Regions from separate parts of the Homo sapiens genome. Here region 1 is linked to region 2. A link is an interaction called in ENCODE POLR2A ChIA-PET data of the cell type or tissue named here. Cell type or tissue: endothelial cell of umbilical vein. All regions are shown on one strand. Links, peaks and the distances in the headings refer to the core of each region. The heading gives the core; the rest is flanking DNA.

Region 1 (8,433 bases), core at 1,693-6,692, 340 kb before region 2:
AAATCAAAATGTTCTGGGAGTTGAAGTGAGGGAGGAGTCACATTTATTTGAGAGGTCCAGAGGAAGCTCCGTGGAAAAGAGAGAACAGGGGATGGCCCTGGAAAGACAGGAAGGCCTGGGCAGGGGGATGGGGGCAGGAGGAGGCACTCCTGGCAGCAGACAGTGTGGGCAGGGGACACAGAGGAGAAAACTGTGGGCATTTTTCAGAGAATGCTGGATAGGATGCAAAAGAAGACTGGAAATATACACATGGAGGCTGTGAGTTTCAGGCTAGCAAAGTTTATACTTATTATACAGGCATTAAGGATTTTTGAGCAACAGTATATATGTATGTGTGTGTGTGTGTGTGTGTGTGTGTGTGTGTGTGTGTATATATATATATATATATAGCATTATTAGAATTTACCTGTTTCTTGTTTATATTAACAATGTAAATGTACAGCTTGATGAATTTTTACAAACGAAACACGCCTGTGGGACCAGCACTCAGATCAAGAAACAGAATATTACCACCACCCGAGAAGTCCTGTGTCCCTTCTAGGCACCCCCACTAAAGGGTAACACTATTCTGGCCTTCTGTACTACAGATTTGTTTTGCTCAGTATGGAGCTTATATAAATGGAAACATGGAGTATGTACTCTCTTGTATCTGACTTCCTTTGCTCAACATGATGTTTGTGAAATTTGCAGTTTTCATGAATCGTAAATCATTCTTTTTGCTCTGTGTGTGTGTTACATTATATGACTCCACCACAATTCATGTATCCATCCTATTTTATTTCACATAGTACTGCTGTAACATCCTGGCACACCCTTTAGTAAACGTATGTATGCATTTCTTTTGGGTCTCTGAGAGTGAAATTGCTGTGTCATCAGGTACTCATATGTTCAGCTTTAATAGCTACTGAGAGGCAGTTCATTCAATCTAGAGGCTAAGTCAAAGTGATTAGAAGTAGATCAGTCAGTGGCTTTTCTGATAATTTGGGTTAGAATGAACAAATACATGAATTAGAATGATGGTCCTGGTAGTAAAATGGATGGGAGACATGGTACATTTTCTAGGATTTGTTTATTCAGGGAGAGAGAAGAACCAGAAATATTTTTGAGGCGTTCCCTTTAGTTGGAAAAAAGAAGTTGAAAGAAGTTTTTTGTTTTGTTTTGTTTTTTGAGACGGAGTCTCACTCTGTTAGCCAGGTTGGAGTGCAGTGGCACGATCTCAGCTCACTGCAACCTCTGCCTCCCGGGTTCAAGCGATTCGTCTGCATCAGCCTCCTGAGTAGCTGGGATTACAGGCATGTGCCACCACGCTCGGCTAATTTTTTATATTTTCAATAGAGATGGGGTTTCACCGTGTTGGCCAGGTTGGTCTTGAACTCCTGACCTCAAGTGATCTGCCCTCCTCGGCCTTCCAAAGTGCTGGGATTATAGGCGTGAGCCACCGCGCCTGGCCTGAAAGAAGTTTGATTTGTGGAGGGCAGATGAGACTGACTTTGAGTTAAGATGCAGGTGAGCACACCATTGTGTAGATTACAGATTTTTTTTTTTTTTTTTTTTTTTACAAACAATGATCATTGAAGCAGCTGGTGTGGTTAGAATCATGGAAGAAAATAACAAAGAACTGCCAAGAGGGTAGTGAGACCAAGGGCCAACAAGTCATCACCAACGCCCGCAGCGAAAGCACAGGGAGCATGGAGGGTCACTGAAAGGGCAGGCCTTCCACAGCGGGGAGTTTGCCTTATGAGAAGGGACATTCTCCCCCCAGAAATAGTGATTCAATAAGTCAGACGATTTATGATACCTGAAACGTATCTTTATAGTAAAATCATTCAGTTTCATAACTCATAGTTTAAAGGATGGTTCCACTCATTTCTGTTAAAACTTTTGTAACACAAAACCATAGTTACAGTTTAATGCAAACAGAACAGATGGAGAAACCATTCACTTCTAATTCTAATTTTTAGTAGCTCTAGTTCTCAAAACCCATACTGGCTCTAGTTAATCACAGGCCATCTATTTACCAACCTGCTAAGAAGAAAGAGAGAGAAATAAAAACGAGGACAGGTGGATGCAAGGCGGATGCATCGTATCCAGCAGTTCTAATGCTGTGTCAGGAAGAGCAGCAGGCTCGGAATAGGATTTGACATTTTCCCAAAGAAACAGGGGCCAAGGGTGAGAGGGAAACGTGAAGACCAAGTACACACTTCATAAAGCTTTTCCAGATGACTCTGTGTCTGCAGTCCAGATAAGGAGGGAAACTTAGATGAATGACTTTTTTCCCTGTGAAATGACTTATTTGACACAGTTACCCAGAACACAGCTAAGCCCAGAAGGAAATAAGCAAAGGCTTCTAGCCTTGAAAATAGATGTCATTCAATCTATGTTGTCAGTCTCCAGTATCTCTAGGAACATATTCCGGTGCTCTCATAAAGCCTGTTTACCCTCAAACCCTATTCCTAAAAGCAGGGTTTTGGGGGGGACCTCAAAAAATTAAAAGCTGCCAGTTAAAACATGCTTTATTTTTATCTTATGGACCTTATAAATCATACAGTTGTTTCTCTTTAGATGGTTACTGAAAAGCTCAGAACCAGCCGGGCACATTGGCTCATGTCTGTAATCCCAGCACTTTGGGAGGCCGAGGCAGGTTGATCACCTGAGATCAGGAATTCGACACCAGCCTGCTAACATGGTGAAATCTAATCTCTACTAAAAATACAAAAATTAGCTGGGTGTGGTGGTACATGCCTGTAGTCCCAGCTGCTTGGGAGGCTGAGGCAGGAGAATGGCTTGAACCCAGGAGGCAGAGATTGCAGTGAGCCGAGATCATGCCACTGCACTCCAGCCTGGGTGACAGAGTGAGACTCCTCAAAAAAAAAGAAAAAAAAAAAGCTCAGAATTTGGGCTACCAAATTTGTAGCCCACTTCTAACCAAATGTGCAGCAGCTGCTGGCATGCATTTTAGGGAATACTTACTTTATCCCTGGCCCAATCTTCCTTCTCTTACCCTTGCTTTTTCTTCCTCTGATTGCTTAATTTATTTTTATCTTAATACATACATACATATATATATATAATTTTTTTTTTTTTTGAGATGGAGTTTCACTCTGTCGCCCAGGCTGGAGTGCAGTGGCACAATCTCGGCTCACTGCAACCTCCACCTCCGGGTTCAAGGTATTCTTCTGCCTCAGCCTCCTGAGTAGCTGGGTCTGTAGGCACCCGCCACCACGCCTGGCTAATTTTTGTATTTTCGGTAGAGATGGGGTTTCACCATATTGGCCAGGCTGGTCTCAAAAAAAAGTGCTGGGTTTACGGGCGTGAGCCACTGCGCCCAGCCTTTATCTTATTACATTTTTTAAAGCTGCCTTATTTCCTTTATGAGTTGGAGAGCACTTAAATAAAAATGTCAACACATAATAAATAACAAAAGTGGGCCAGGCGCAGTAGCTTACGCCTGTAATCCCAGCACTTTGGGAGGCCAAGGCGGGCGGATCACCTGAGTCCAGGAATTTGAGACCAGCCTGGCCAACGTGGCGAAACCCCGTCTCTCCTAAAAATGCAAAAAAAGAAATTAGCTGGGCGTGGTGGTGGGTGCCTGTAATCCCAGCCACTCGGGAGGCTGAGGCAGGAGAATCGCTTGAAACCGGGAGGCAGAGGTTGCAGTGAGCCAAGATCGCACCATTGCACTCCAGCCTGGGCAACAAGAGCAAAACTTGGTCTCAAAAATAAAATAAAATAACAAAAGTGAGACCAAATGGCACAGGCAACATGACAGCAAGCAGTGACTGTAAAAAACTAATGTAGAAAAGATGCAAAAGAAAGCTACAAACAAAAACAGATTCATGAACTCAAAAAGCTTATTTAATATCGTAGAGCTTCTGAGTTTAAGGATAAGCAACTTGTCACACTTCTCAAGATCCTCTGAGGGCATCCTTATGTCACATCCTAAAATAGCTATTCATTTTCATAGTGATGACTGACTCATCAAGAGGGGGCTACGTTAAATACTGTGGATCCTGTTAAAGGAAAGCATATATTCCATTTTTAAAGTAAAATTTGTTTGCAAAGATAAGCTTTTATGAGTTATCATTATGAAATGATGTCAGAAAAGTTAAGGTTTCTGTAACAGAGGAGTTTGTCAATCTCTAGAGCGTTCTGAGGAAAGCCTATTTATCTGTATAGAGAACTACTTCCAGCAGGGAAAAAGGCTGAGAATTGAGGCTGTCTGACCTTGTGTATCCCAACAAAAAAAAAAGAAAACAAACCATGTGCCTGAAGGAAGTGTGTCAACTTTCCACTAATCACATATTCAGTTCCTTTGAAATTAAAAGAAGTTTCACTTAGTGCCTCAGAGATGACTGCAGAGTTGGTGTCGGGTTACATAATGAAACAGTATTTTTTCTTACTTGTCAGGAAATAACCTCTTACAGCGGTCATTTCTGTAAACCCCACTTTCTGGAAAACAAGACACACTGTATCCTGTCCTCATTGGGTTTTTGCTCTGTATTTTGAACCAGGAGGACGTGGGCTGCGAGGAGAAGCTGTACTTTGGCTTGAGTGAGTACAGCAAGTCTCTGCAGTGGGGGATCACGAGCCCACTTCTGAGATGTGACGAGACTTTTGAAAAAATGGTGAACACACTCTTGGAGAGGTAAATAGTAAATAAGGCCTTCTGCTCTTCTCTCTAGCTGTACTTGCAGATCTAAAATAGCCAAAAGCCTTTTGTGTCAGTGCTACGGGGTGTTTGATGGAGCCCTTGCAGATGACGTGCAAAGGCCAAATTAAAACAGCCTTTCCTAAGATGCCCTACTATTGTTTTATGTGATCATCCAAGATCAATAAAGGAAAATACAACCAAAGTGGGCCATTGCACTACTTTTCATGCTGAGTCAGCTCCCGGTCATGCTTCACTGCTATCATCAGGAGATGGATAGGGCAGAGAGGGATTTGCTTATTCAAGACCCGCTTCTGGCTGGGCGCGGTGGCCCACGCCTGTAATCCCAGCACTTTGGGAGGCCGAGGCGGGCGGACCATGACATCAGGAGATCGAGACCACCCTGGCTAACACGGTGAAACCCCATCTCTACTAAAAATACGAAAAATTAGCCAGGCGTGGTGGCAGATGCCTGTAGTCCCAGCTACTTGGGAGGCTGAGGCAGGAGAATGGTGTGAACCCGGGAGGTGGAGCTTGCAGTGAGCCGAGACCACGCCACTGCACTCCAGCCTGGGTGACAGAGCGAGACTCCGTCTCAAAAAAAAAAAAAAAAAGTCCCACTTCTCTGAGCTCCGGCCTCTCCTACCCTACACCTCAGACTTTGACATTTTTCCCTCTTTTCTCCCCTGTCCACCACAGGCAAGGACCCTAAGATGATTCAGTAAAAACTAAACTTTACTATGAGAGATTTGAAGTATACACTGGAAGAAATTAAAGAGCAATCAGATAATTGAGGTGAATTCAGTTCTTGGGGCTCCTCCTCCAGTCCCTGGCCTTAGGGATTAAGGAACATAACTGCTGTCTTTTCTTCCCTTTTCTAAAAAAAGAAAAAAAAAATCCCCATTTTCAGATTAAACTCTGAAAGAGTTTTTTTCCCTCTGTGACCTTGAATCATAGATTCAGAGGTAGGTAGAGACATTAGAATTTACCTAACCTAATAAAGGTCCCTTTCTGCCCTCCACAATATTCTGTTTGATCATCCAATGTTGGGGCGATTGGGCTTTATTTTATGGGGCAAATTCTAATTTTTAGTAGCTATAGTTCTTAGAATGGCTTTAATTGATCATATTATTTAACAGCTATTTAACAAACCTGTCCATAATTTTGCTAAGAAAAAAGAAAAGGAAATTAAAATGAGGACCTATGGATGCATCCTATTCAGTAGATTATAATACTGCATCCGGAAAGAGCACAGGCTCAAGTACGGTTTGATATTTTTGCAGCTGTTGGATTTGGAAAGTCTTAACTGACACTGTGACATTAATCCTTTCACAGCACATGTAGTCTTAATTTTCCAAAATCATTCCATGAGTACCCCCTTTAAGCATTCCTACCCACCTGTTACATCCACCAGCTTGAAATGCATCTTCTTTTTCTGGTAACATCATTCAGAGTTTCCTAACTTTTATTTTAAATGATGATCTCATCAACTTTCTATTGTAGTTTTGTGCTACAAAAGTTGTAAGTATAGTTTAATGCAAGCATGACAGATTGGAGAAACTGTGCACTTCTGACTTCATGATTCTTCCAGAGTATGAAACAGAAATGCCAGATATCAAAGTTACCATTTATTCTAACTTTGGCTTTTCTACGTGGCCCAGCAAAAAGCATTAAGCTTGAAACATAGATTATCTATACTTATTTCCTCCAACCCAGTCACCCCAGCCTAATAGTAGCTATGACTTACTGAATACCTGAAGGGACCAGCCCAGGATTTATTGAACTGAAGGATTTCTTCATTTCTACCCAGCCAGCTAAATCCTTGCAATGTGTGAAGACCTTGCTAGAGGCTGGATAAAATCTAGAGCTAGCTTTGTCTCTGATCAGTTGTATGAACTGGGACAAGCAGCTGAACTTCTCTCTGCCCCTGAACTCATTCTCTTTCTATGAAAAGGCAGAGTGGGCTGGGCGCGGTGGCTCATGCCTGTAATCCCACCACTTTGGGAGGCCAAGGTGGGTGGATCACCTGAGGTCAGGAGTTCGAGACCAGCCTGGCCAACGTGGTAAAACCCTGTCTCTACTAAAAATACAAAAAAAAAAAAAAATTAGCCAGGCGTGGTGGCGGGCACCTGTAATCCCAGGTACTTGGGAGGTTGAGGCAGGAGAATCACTTGAACCTGGGAGGCGGAGGTTGCAGTGAGCTGAGATTGCGCCATTGCACTCCAGTCCGAGCGACAGAGTGAGACTCCATCTCAAAAAAAAAAAAGACCGGGTGCAGTGGCTTACACCTGTAATCCCAGCACTTTGGGAGGCTGAGGTGGGCGGATCACCTGAGGTCAGGAGTTTGAGACCAGCCTGATCAACATGGAGAAACCCTGTCTCTACTAAAAATACAAAATTAGCTGGGCGCATGCCTGTAATCCCAGCTACTCAGGAGGCTGAGGCAGGAGAATTGCTTGAACCCGGGAAGCGAAGGTTGCAGTGAGCCAAGATTGCACTACTGCACTCCAGCCTGGGTGACAGAGCGGGACTCTGTCTCGAAAAAAGAAAAAGAAAAGGCAGAGTTGTTCATATACAGGGCATCTTGGTCCTTTCCAGTTCTAAAACACCTCAAAAGTGTTCATGTGTTATTCATTTGATAGCTGTCATTGGCATTTCTTTGACCTGGAGGTTTTCTGTGCAAGGCCAGTGGACCACTTGTTGTATTTTAAGTAGAATTATAGAATGGAACAAAGGTGAAATCCCCCATTAGCCTACCCAGCTGCTGGTGGCTGCATTGCTACCAAATGGCAACCAGAAAGAAAGTGCACAGCCCCAGCCTTATTCTACCAGGCTCCATGAGAGCATTGGCCAACCTTGGACCCAGAGCCCACTTTGCCAGCACCTACTTTCTTTCTTTTTCTCTTTTTTATATTTTTAAGACAGACTCTCACTCCGTCGCCCAGGCTGGAGTGCAATGGCATGATCTCGGCTCACTGTAACCTCCACCTCCCAGGTTCAAGTGATTGTCCTGCCTCAGCCTCCCAAGTAGCTGGGATTACAGGCGCCCGCCACCACACCCAGCTAATTTTTATATTTTTAGTAGAGATGGGGTTTCACCATGTTGGCTAGGCTGGTCTCGAACTCCTGATCTCAAGTGATCCACCCACCTCGTCCTCCCAAAGTGCTGGGATTATAGGCATGAGCCACCGCGCCCAGCCTACTTTCTTTTTTAAAAAATTTTATTTTTATTCAGCAGCAGAAGTACTGCTGGGCAGTGTGCTCAGGGTAGCCAAGCACCTGCTTTCTTGACTAGCAGCTCTTCATGCCTGTAACTGGGTCCTCTTTGCCCATTCGTACTCATTTTGTCATCAGGCCTGGCTGAGGCGTAGCACCAAAAGGAGAGATTTGTTTTCTACCTCCTATAATTGTAAAAACTGCCGATTTTAACAAAGGGATCCTCTTCCCTGGCAGTCCAGGCTTAGGGGAAAATGGTACCAAAGGCTGCTGCTGCTACCAGGCTCAGATTTGCTTGGCTCCCTTGACGGAGCCAGGTCTCAGGTGATGAGGCTACAACACTAGGGGGTGCTATTTCTCCAGTCAGCTCCAAGTTTCTCCAGCACCAAGGAACAGTTTATGGAAAGATAGAAATTGCTATCTGTGAGGCTGACCTCAGATTAGTAGTAATAATTACCCTTTTTATGTCTAATACTCGACAGATATTACATTAATGCCTCAGTTTCCTGTATTGTAATCTTATATATCAGAGAAATAAGTGGACAGTGCTGCCATTCTAACCCAATACC
Region 2 (8,433 bases), core at 2,178-7,177:
AAATTATTTTAATTGTAGCTTTTATTGTAGCTTAGGGACTTTGAATAGTCGTTAGTGTAATCTTCGGAGATTTCTGTTTTGGAAAATGTATAGGATTTTAGAGTTGATTTACAGTAGGATCTAATTTTTGAAGCAATGATTGCCTAAGAAATGATTATCCCCAGCTACAGTTTTATAACCAGATAAATTAAACCACAAATATATAGAAAATGTAGTCTGTGTCCATTTTCTGCTTAGTTTGGTTACTAAGCAACTTGTCTTTTGTGCACCTGTTTGATTAAAGTTTCTATACTTAGTAATTTTGTAGCTCCTGAATCTAATTTGCCAACTTTTAGGTTCCTTAACCGAATAGGCTTGAAACAACATATTATTTTTAAATAAAAGTGTTCCCTGAAATACTATTTGAATATGTAAAACATAATTTGTTTCCATTGGAAACTCAATAATGATTTTTTAAAAAGTAGGGCAGTGGTTAGAATCATAAGCTGCTTGTAGTTTAGATAATTTACAGCATCCAGGAATTGGTTGCTGGATTGGATAGATCTCAGAGAAGAAATAAAGAACAGTAGTAGTGGGAATGAGGGCTTGAGAAGAACTGAAAGAATAGATTTTGTTCAGCTAGATAATTATTAGAAATTAAGGTTTTTGAAGTGCAGCTGTTTTGGAACTGTTGGGATCTAGAGTATGTCCTTGTAAGTGGGAGGCAGGATTGGAGGATGAGGGAAGAATTGGGGGGGTGTTAATCTGTAAGGAGAGGTGATTTATACCTGCTGACGTTTTTTGTCTGAAATGGGAGACAAGTTCATCTGTTGAGAGTGGTGGGTAGAGAAAGAGTAATTGAGAAGAGTGATAAGGACTTGGGGACCTGCAGAAGGGTGTTCCAATCATGTTAGAAGCCCGTTTCAGGTTGAACACTACAGATTTTTAGTGCCGCCAGATACAGGAGTAGAAGGTAGATGGTAGATGGTTGGATTGAACTTGGGTTAGGAATTCTTTTTTTTTTTTTTTTTTTTTTTTTGAGGCAGGGTCTTGCTCTGTTGCCCAGGCTGGAATTCAGTGGCGTGATCATGGCTCATTGCAGTCTCAACCTTCAGGGCCCACCTCAGCCTCCCGAGTAGCTGGGACTACAGGTGTGAGCTGCCATGCCTGGCTAATTTTTTGTAGAAATGCCCAGGTTGGTCTCAAACTTCTGGTCTCAAGCAATCTTCCTGCTCCCACCTCCCAAAGTCCTGGGATTACCGGTGTGAGCCACCATGCCTAGCAGGAATTCTTTATGTAGGTGGATGAATATATTCCTGGGATTAGCAAACATTTTCTATATTGGGCACAGATAATAGTGGCTTATTGGCTTTTGCCACAACTATCTAACTCTCATTGCAGAATGAAAGCAGCCATAGATAATACATAAATGAATGGGTGTGGCTGTGTTCCAATAAAACTTAATTTACAAAAACAGGTGGCTCCAATGTGTAATATCCTGGGATATCATTTTTTCTAGGCTTTGTCCACATGGCTTAGGGGAGCATAGGGCTCTGCCCCATGATGTACAGTCCCTTTCCTCAGTGTTGGAGATGAAGCTGGGTCTGGTGTTTGCACTTTCATATTCCTGTAGCTTCTCAGAATCCTGTGGACAGTGACTGGGGAGACAAACCATGCAGGAAATATGTCTAGTAAAAAAGAATAAAACAAACAAAAAACAAGTGGCAAACTGAATTTGGCAACTGTAGTATATGCTGTAGGCCAGGTTGTATATGACTTTACTGAGAATAGCATCTGTTCAACTATGAAATGAATGAAATTTAAATTATTCATGTCTGTACATGACTGCTAATGAATAAAAACTTACTGCTAAGTCAATTGATTAATGTAAAAAGTAGTCAGCTTGAAAAAATGGTAGACTGAGATTGCTAAATTTTAATTTACAATTGTTTTACCTTTGGCTAACTAGCCACTTTGCTGCCCTTTGAAAACGCTTAGATTAATGTTTCTCACCTGTGACTGCACAAGATGTTCATCTGTGGAGCTTTGAAAAATTACTCATGCCTCACTCTCACCTCTAGAGATTTAGTATGGTGAACAGCCTGGACATCAGATTTTTTTTTCTCTTTTTTTTCCTCTGTACAACAGATTTTAAAAGATCTCCCCAGCAGGTTCTAATGAGCAGCCAAGTTTGAAAGCCACCGACTTTCAATTCATTGTTATGGTGTAGGTTTGGTATGGAATTTCAGGGTATGACAATTAAGGCCATTTTAAACTTATAAAATTTGGGGGGCAGCTTTATCACTTCACTGGTTTTTGTCATTAGTTATATTTGAGGCTACTTCTTTTCTTTTCTTTTTGCTTTGTAAAGCTTCAGCATGTGCCAGGAGTGGTGGCTTATGCCTGTAATCCCAACACCTTGAGAGGCTCATGTGGGAGGATCACTTGAGCACAGGAGTTCAAGACCAGCATGGGCAACATACTGAGACCCCCATCTCTACAAAAAAAGAACTTTGCCGGGCAAGGTGGCTCACGCCTGTAATCCCAGCACTGTGGGAGGCTGAGGTGGGCAGATCACGAGGTCAGGAGTCTGAGACCAGCCTGGCCAACGTGGTGAAACCCCGTCTCTACTAAAAATACAAAAATTAGCTGGGCATGGTGGTGGGTGCCTGTAATCCCAGTTACTTGGGAGGCTGAGGCAGGAGAATCGCTTGAAACCGGAAAGTGGAGGTTGCAGTGAGCTGAGATCGCGCTATTGTACTCCAGCCTGAGTGAAAGAGCGAAACTTGGTCTCAAAAAAAAGAAAAAAAAATTCCAGCATGCTTATTTTGTTTTCCAACTAGATTTGAGTATGTCTTTCCTTACTATAATGTGGCCAGTGTTTCTTGCCTGTATTTTTGTTTTTTATATTTTTGGAGATAGAGTCTCGCTCTGTCACCCTGGCTGGAGTGCAGTGGCATGATCATAGCTCACTGGAGCCTTGAACTCCTGGGCTCAAGCCATTCTTCTGCCTCAGCCTCCTGAGTACCTAGGACTATAGGTGCACACCGCCGTGCCCGGCTAATTTTTAAAATTTTTTGTAGGGACAAGGTCTCTATATGTTGCCCAGGTTGGTGTTGAACTCCTGGCCTCTGCTGATCCTCCCGCCTCAGCCTCCCAAAGTGCTAGGGTTACAGACATGAGCCAGCATGCCCAGCCTTTGCCTATATTTTTGTAGTTATCACAGAAAGTGCTCTTTTATTGGTATTTGTTGGATGTGGTCTCTGCTTCTGTTTGCTTAGCATTTGGTGTAAGTATTACTATTAGATGGGATAATTAATTGAAGAACTAATGAAAATTTCTTTAAACTTAAAGGATTCTGAAGGTGATACCCCTCTTCATGATGCAATAAGTAAGAAACGTGATGATATCCTAGCAGTTCTTTTGGAAGCTGGAGCAGATGTTACCATCACAAACAATAATGGATTTAATGCTCTGCATCATGCTGCACTAAGGGGAAATCCCAGGTATGTCACCCCTTACTATTTTAGGTGCAATTCAAAAATATTTTCCTACTGTTGATTCTCTTTTTCTGATACTGATGAAGAAATAATTTTGGCTATTTTAGTATTTTAAATCATTTTAAAGTTTTGTGAATATTATGCCTTTAGTTTTATATGATGATTATTTGGTTGTTAATCTAATACAAATATTATGAAATGATTATTTAAGTTTATATTAAATGTGGTTGTAAAATATCAGGAATACTAGTTTCTTTCTAAAGATTTAATTAAAATGCATTTTATTTTGAGATTTATGTTTCTTCAAAATAATTATCTGGGTGTCCTCTAATTTCATGTTGCCATTTGCACGATAATTATTTTTTAAAACTTAAGACTAAATAAATACTAAGTTACCTAATTCCTTATTAATAATGTAATTAGTTATATAAACTTCTAGTATAGCTATCCCCTCATCCATTGTTACAGCAATAGTATTCTACTGAAAAAAGTATTTGCTGGTTGACATTTGAGAAAGACTCCTTTTGGAGAATCACATTCTTTATGAAGGATCTGCGGTGTCCCACAGAATGGGAAAATGCTTAGCTTTGCTTAATTTAGAGATTTCCATTAACTCACTTTTTGGAACAACTTTACCCTAAGCATTTTAGGAAATTCTGCATTGGATGTCTTCTGTTTATGTTTGAGTCAAACCTGTATACCTGGACTAAGAAAAATCTTCACTTTGATTTTTATTTTGATAATTTTATCTATTCTGAACACTTATTCTTTGGTTCCTTATTGTATTTTTATATCATGTTTCCTTTAGCTTCTTAGGATCACCACTAGAGGGTGACCACAGGAAACAAAAGGATTTTATTGCTACTGCTTATTGGTAACTGTAACAGTGGGTATATATTGTAGGACAAAATGAATGATCATATTTTAGATCACATCTTGATTTTTTTTCCAAATTGCAAATATTTGAACACTTCAGATTTTGGCATTGTGAAGAAGACAGTAGTATTATATTTCCCTGCCCTTCAAACAGAAGATTATGATAGCACTTTCCACATGCCAGCCTCTGCAAAGTGCTTCACATGCATCATCTCACTTAATCCTTTCAACAGCTTTTTGGGGCAGGTGTTAATATCCTCATTTTACACGTGAAGAATATGAGGCTTATAGAGATGAATTTAATTATTCAAGAACACGTAGCTGATTACTGAAGCAGCTGTAACTTGAGCAAGGTCTAGGTGACTTTAGAATCATAACTGTTAAACCACTTTACATCACCTTTTCTGTATTATGGTCTGTCTGTGAAGCAAGACCAAAACACATGGGCAGTGAATGTGTCAATACCTCATTCCTCTTGCTGCTTCATTGCTTAGAGTTATCTTTGCTCTCTCACCAATTCTTAGCTTCCAACTAGTTTTAAAATTTTACTCATTCTACCAATCCTTCCAACCCATTCCATTCTGTTCCCACTGTTGCTGACCCAATTAAGTACTCACCACATTTACCTAGACTATTATACTATTCTTCTAATTTTTTTCTTTGATTTCAGTCTTTTTCTTGATTTAAATTTTATACATTTACAAATTATCCATTCTGAAAGCATAGGTCTAAATGGCTCTCTTCCCCTGTTTCCCAACTTCAGTTTTTGTCTGTTAACATAGAATACAATCTACACACTTTGGCTTGGCATTCAGACCCATATTCTGTGTGTCCTGAGTCTGTTTAACTTTATCTCCTGCTAATCCAATCCCTCAGCCCGCTTTGCCCATCGTCTATTCTCCTTTCCTAAAATATGCTGTCTGCTTTCTTCTTCTATTTTTTGGAGCATTTTCTTTCTTTGGGATGCCCCATCCCGCTTCTTTATCTTAACCGTCTTTCTTCCAGAGCTACCTCCTGTGTCATCACTGGAATTATTTTGTTTGCTCTATACTTCCTTGTTCTGTGTGTGTTTTTTTTGTTTTTTTTGTTTTTTTTTTTTTGAGGCAGAGTCTTGCTCTGTCACCCAGGCTGGAGTGCAGTGGCACAATCTCGGCTCACTGCAAGCTCTGCCTCCTGGGTTCACGCCATTCTCCTGCCTCAGCCTCCCGAGTAGCTGGGACTACAGGCTCCCACCACCATGCCCGGCTAATTTTTTTTGTATTTTTTAGTAGAGACGGGGTTTCACGACGTTAGCCAGGATGGTCTCGATCTCCTGACCTCGTGATCCGCCTGTCTCGGCCTCCCAAAGTGCTGGGATTACAGGCGTGAGCCACCGCGCCCTTCCTCTGTGTTCTTATTTATTATACTTACTATATACTCTGCTTAGTGCTGTTTATTACTATGTGCACTTCTGTCTTTCTCTTTACATTGTGGGCATTCATATTCATCTGTTCATCCTACATATGCTCTGGCTATACAAGGCACTCAATAAATGTTAGTCTTACTTTGACAGTGAGCACACTGTTAAATATCACAAGATGTTATATGATCAATTACAAAATGAATTCTGTAGAGAAACTGTGTTAGGAATTCAAACAGCAATTACTTCAGATTACAATGGTCAAAAAGATTTTATTGAGAGAATTTAGGATTTATTGAGGGAATATGAAATCATAAAGTTTAGTATAAACTGAGAATTGAAGTGCTTAGGAAACAAGTATCTTTTAAATATTTTGAGTTGTTTCATTTTTATTGAGAGTAGGCATAGTATATTCAATAATGCTAAGCCTATACAAGGAAGAGAAAATTTACTTTTATTTTTTTCAATTCTTGCATAAATCTTGAGGGTTCCCCTGAAAATTTAAAACAGCACCTCTTCCAACCAGATATTTGGTGTCAGGTGACATTTAAAAAAAAATGCTTTTATTCTTTAACAAAGTAGTGCTTCAGTTAAAGCTACATGCCTTCTTTATTCCTACTTCCTTAAGACATTTTTAGGTAGTTGTGACTATAGATTGCCAGATAGAGTGTGATTTTAATTGGACACTGAAGAGTATCAGATGACACAGCTTATATTACCAGTTGTAATTGCAAATTGGGATGTTTTGAATTCTTTTTTTCATATCAAATTTCTTTTTCTTAAGGTTGATTTTTCCCCCCCTATACTGTCCAGTGATGTCAGAAGACAGAAGGTGCCATTTTTAGTGTACTCGGAATTAAAAATAACAACCAGTCTTTTTGGCCTTTATACTATAGAAAACCAGCAGGGTGTGGTGATTTACATTTGTAATCCCAGCGACTTAGGAGGCTGAGGCAGGAGGATTGCTTGAAGCCAGGAGCTTGAGATCAACCTGGGCAATGTAGCAAGACCCTGTCTCTAAAAAATTAAAAAATTAGGCTGGGCGTGGTGGCTCATGCCTATAATCCCAGCACTTTGGGAGGCCAACTCAGGCAGATCACTTGAGGCTAGGAGTTTGAGACCAGCCTGGCCAACATTGTGAAATGCTGTCTCTACTAAAAATACAAAAATCAGCTGGGTGTAGTGGTGCGCACCTGTAGTTCCAGCTACTCGGGAGGCTGAGACATGAGAATCACCTGAACCCAGGAAGCAGAGGTTGTAGTGAGCTGAGATTGCACCACTGCACTCTAGTCTGGGTTACAGATCAAGACTGTATCAAAAAAAAAAAAAAAAAGAATCAGCTGGGTGTGGCATCACAGACTTTTAGTCTCAGCTACTTGGGAGGCTGAGGCGAGAATATTGCTCGAGCCTAGGAGTTTGAGACTGCAGTGAGGTATGATCGTGCCACTGCACTACAGCCTGAGCAACATAGCAAGACCCTGTCTCTAAAAAAAAAAAAAAAGAAAGAAAAGAAAAGAAAACCAGATATAGCACGTTGTTATTTCCAGAACCTGATGAAGTGTCTAGATGTCCTATATTTTTGAAGACTGTCCTTTGAAGTCTCTATTTCAAAGGTGCAGATCAATATGAGTCTAGATTTCAAAGCTGATCTTGATGTTTTCTCATAGTATGATAGTAACTGAAACACATTAAGAGAAAAGAGTTACAAAGCCATTTATTGTTGTCTTTTAGAATTGTGGAAGGGAATATAAATTTTCACTATGAGACCCTGAGTACTTTGGTTGTGCTTTATAAAGTTTGGAGCATTTTAAGTAGAAATTACACCATGTTTTAATACAGTTTTGTTTTTTTTGAGAAATCTTAACTAAGAACAATGCTGTTTGTCTGTTCTGATAGTTAATATTTATAGGCATGTTTTCATCTAGAGTTTAGCCATATTTATCATCTCTTAGTATATAGGTAAAATTTTGGATTTAAAGTAAGAGTAGAAATTATTTCTGCTGATAAAAGTGAAAACTGAATTTCTTTGGAGTAGCATAATCAGCATGTTACTTAGGTACTTTCTGTAAAGATGCTGCATTTTTAGCTGTTTTTAGAGCTCCCTTACAGGCATGAAAATAAATTAGTCAGCAGTATTCTCTGCAGAGCTGGCAAAAACAATCGATAGGTATTTTGGAAGTACAGGTAACAATAATATAATTATAAAGTTTATATAGTATTTACGAATTTTTCTTGAATAGAAATTGAATGTGAAAAGTAAACGTAAAATATGAGTGAATCACCTGATGTGATATATGTTGTTTTTAGGTTGGTACTAAGATAATTTCACAGGCGTTTCTTATTTGCTTACTAATTCCCACAAAGACACATATTACAAATCTTACTGAATATGTGAGCAACTCATAGTTTTCCTTCTCGAATGTTGTGATGCTTTTTTTACTTTTTAAATTCTGAAATATGGTCTGTAAACAAGACTATGTTGGCTATTTGAAGATTTGATAAGCTGTACTGTATTTTGGTGTTTAATGCTTTCCTTACAACTGTAAACATGCTGAGTGCTATCTACAAAATATAGCTGAGTCTATTCGGTAATAGGATACTTAGAGTGTGTTTTCTCTAATGTATGCTCATGCATCTACTCTCAAACACCATATTCCTTGTAATACACAAATGTACTTT

What was found. Peaks named below come from ENCODE experiments on the same cell type or tissue, not always from the same donor. Only the 100,000 strongest peaks of a DNase experiment are listed, where the experiment ranks them.
Region 1: POLR2A ChIA-PET joins it to region 2 with 5 read pairs; 3 of 35 experiments call an interaction of 5 or more read pairs at or near these places.

What each region holds. Positions count from the first base shown.
Region 1 is chr18:21,481,109-21,489,541 of GRCh38, forward strand. GREB1L (GREB1 like retinoic acid receptor coactivator) reads left to right here. Exons shown (of 33, transcript NM_001142966.3): 18 at 4,512-4,645. Among named protein-coding and RNA genes, the nearest start is that of GREB1L-AS1, 34 kb to the left of the region's middle. In endothelial cell of umbilical vein, for the core only: no CTCF peak of the experiment used is centred there; a DNase peak (open chromatin) is centred at 4,273; H3K27ac peaks cover 970 bases.
Region 2 is chr18:21,816,162-21,824,594 of GRCh38, forward strand. MIB1 (MIB E3 ubiquitin protein ligase 1) reads left to right here. Exons shown (of 21, transcript NM_020774.4): 12 at 3,334-3,485. It overlaps LOC124904362 (small nucleolar RNA SNORA73 family), which reads left to right and starts at 1,463; the gene lies at 1,463-1,667. In endothelial cell of umbilical vein, for the core only: a CTCF peak has its summit at 4,330 (motif pointing right); no DNase peak of the experiment used is centred there.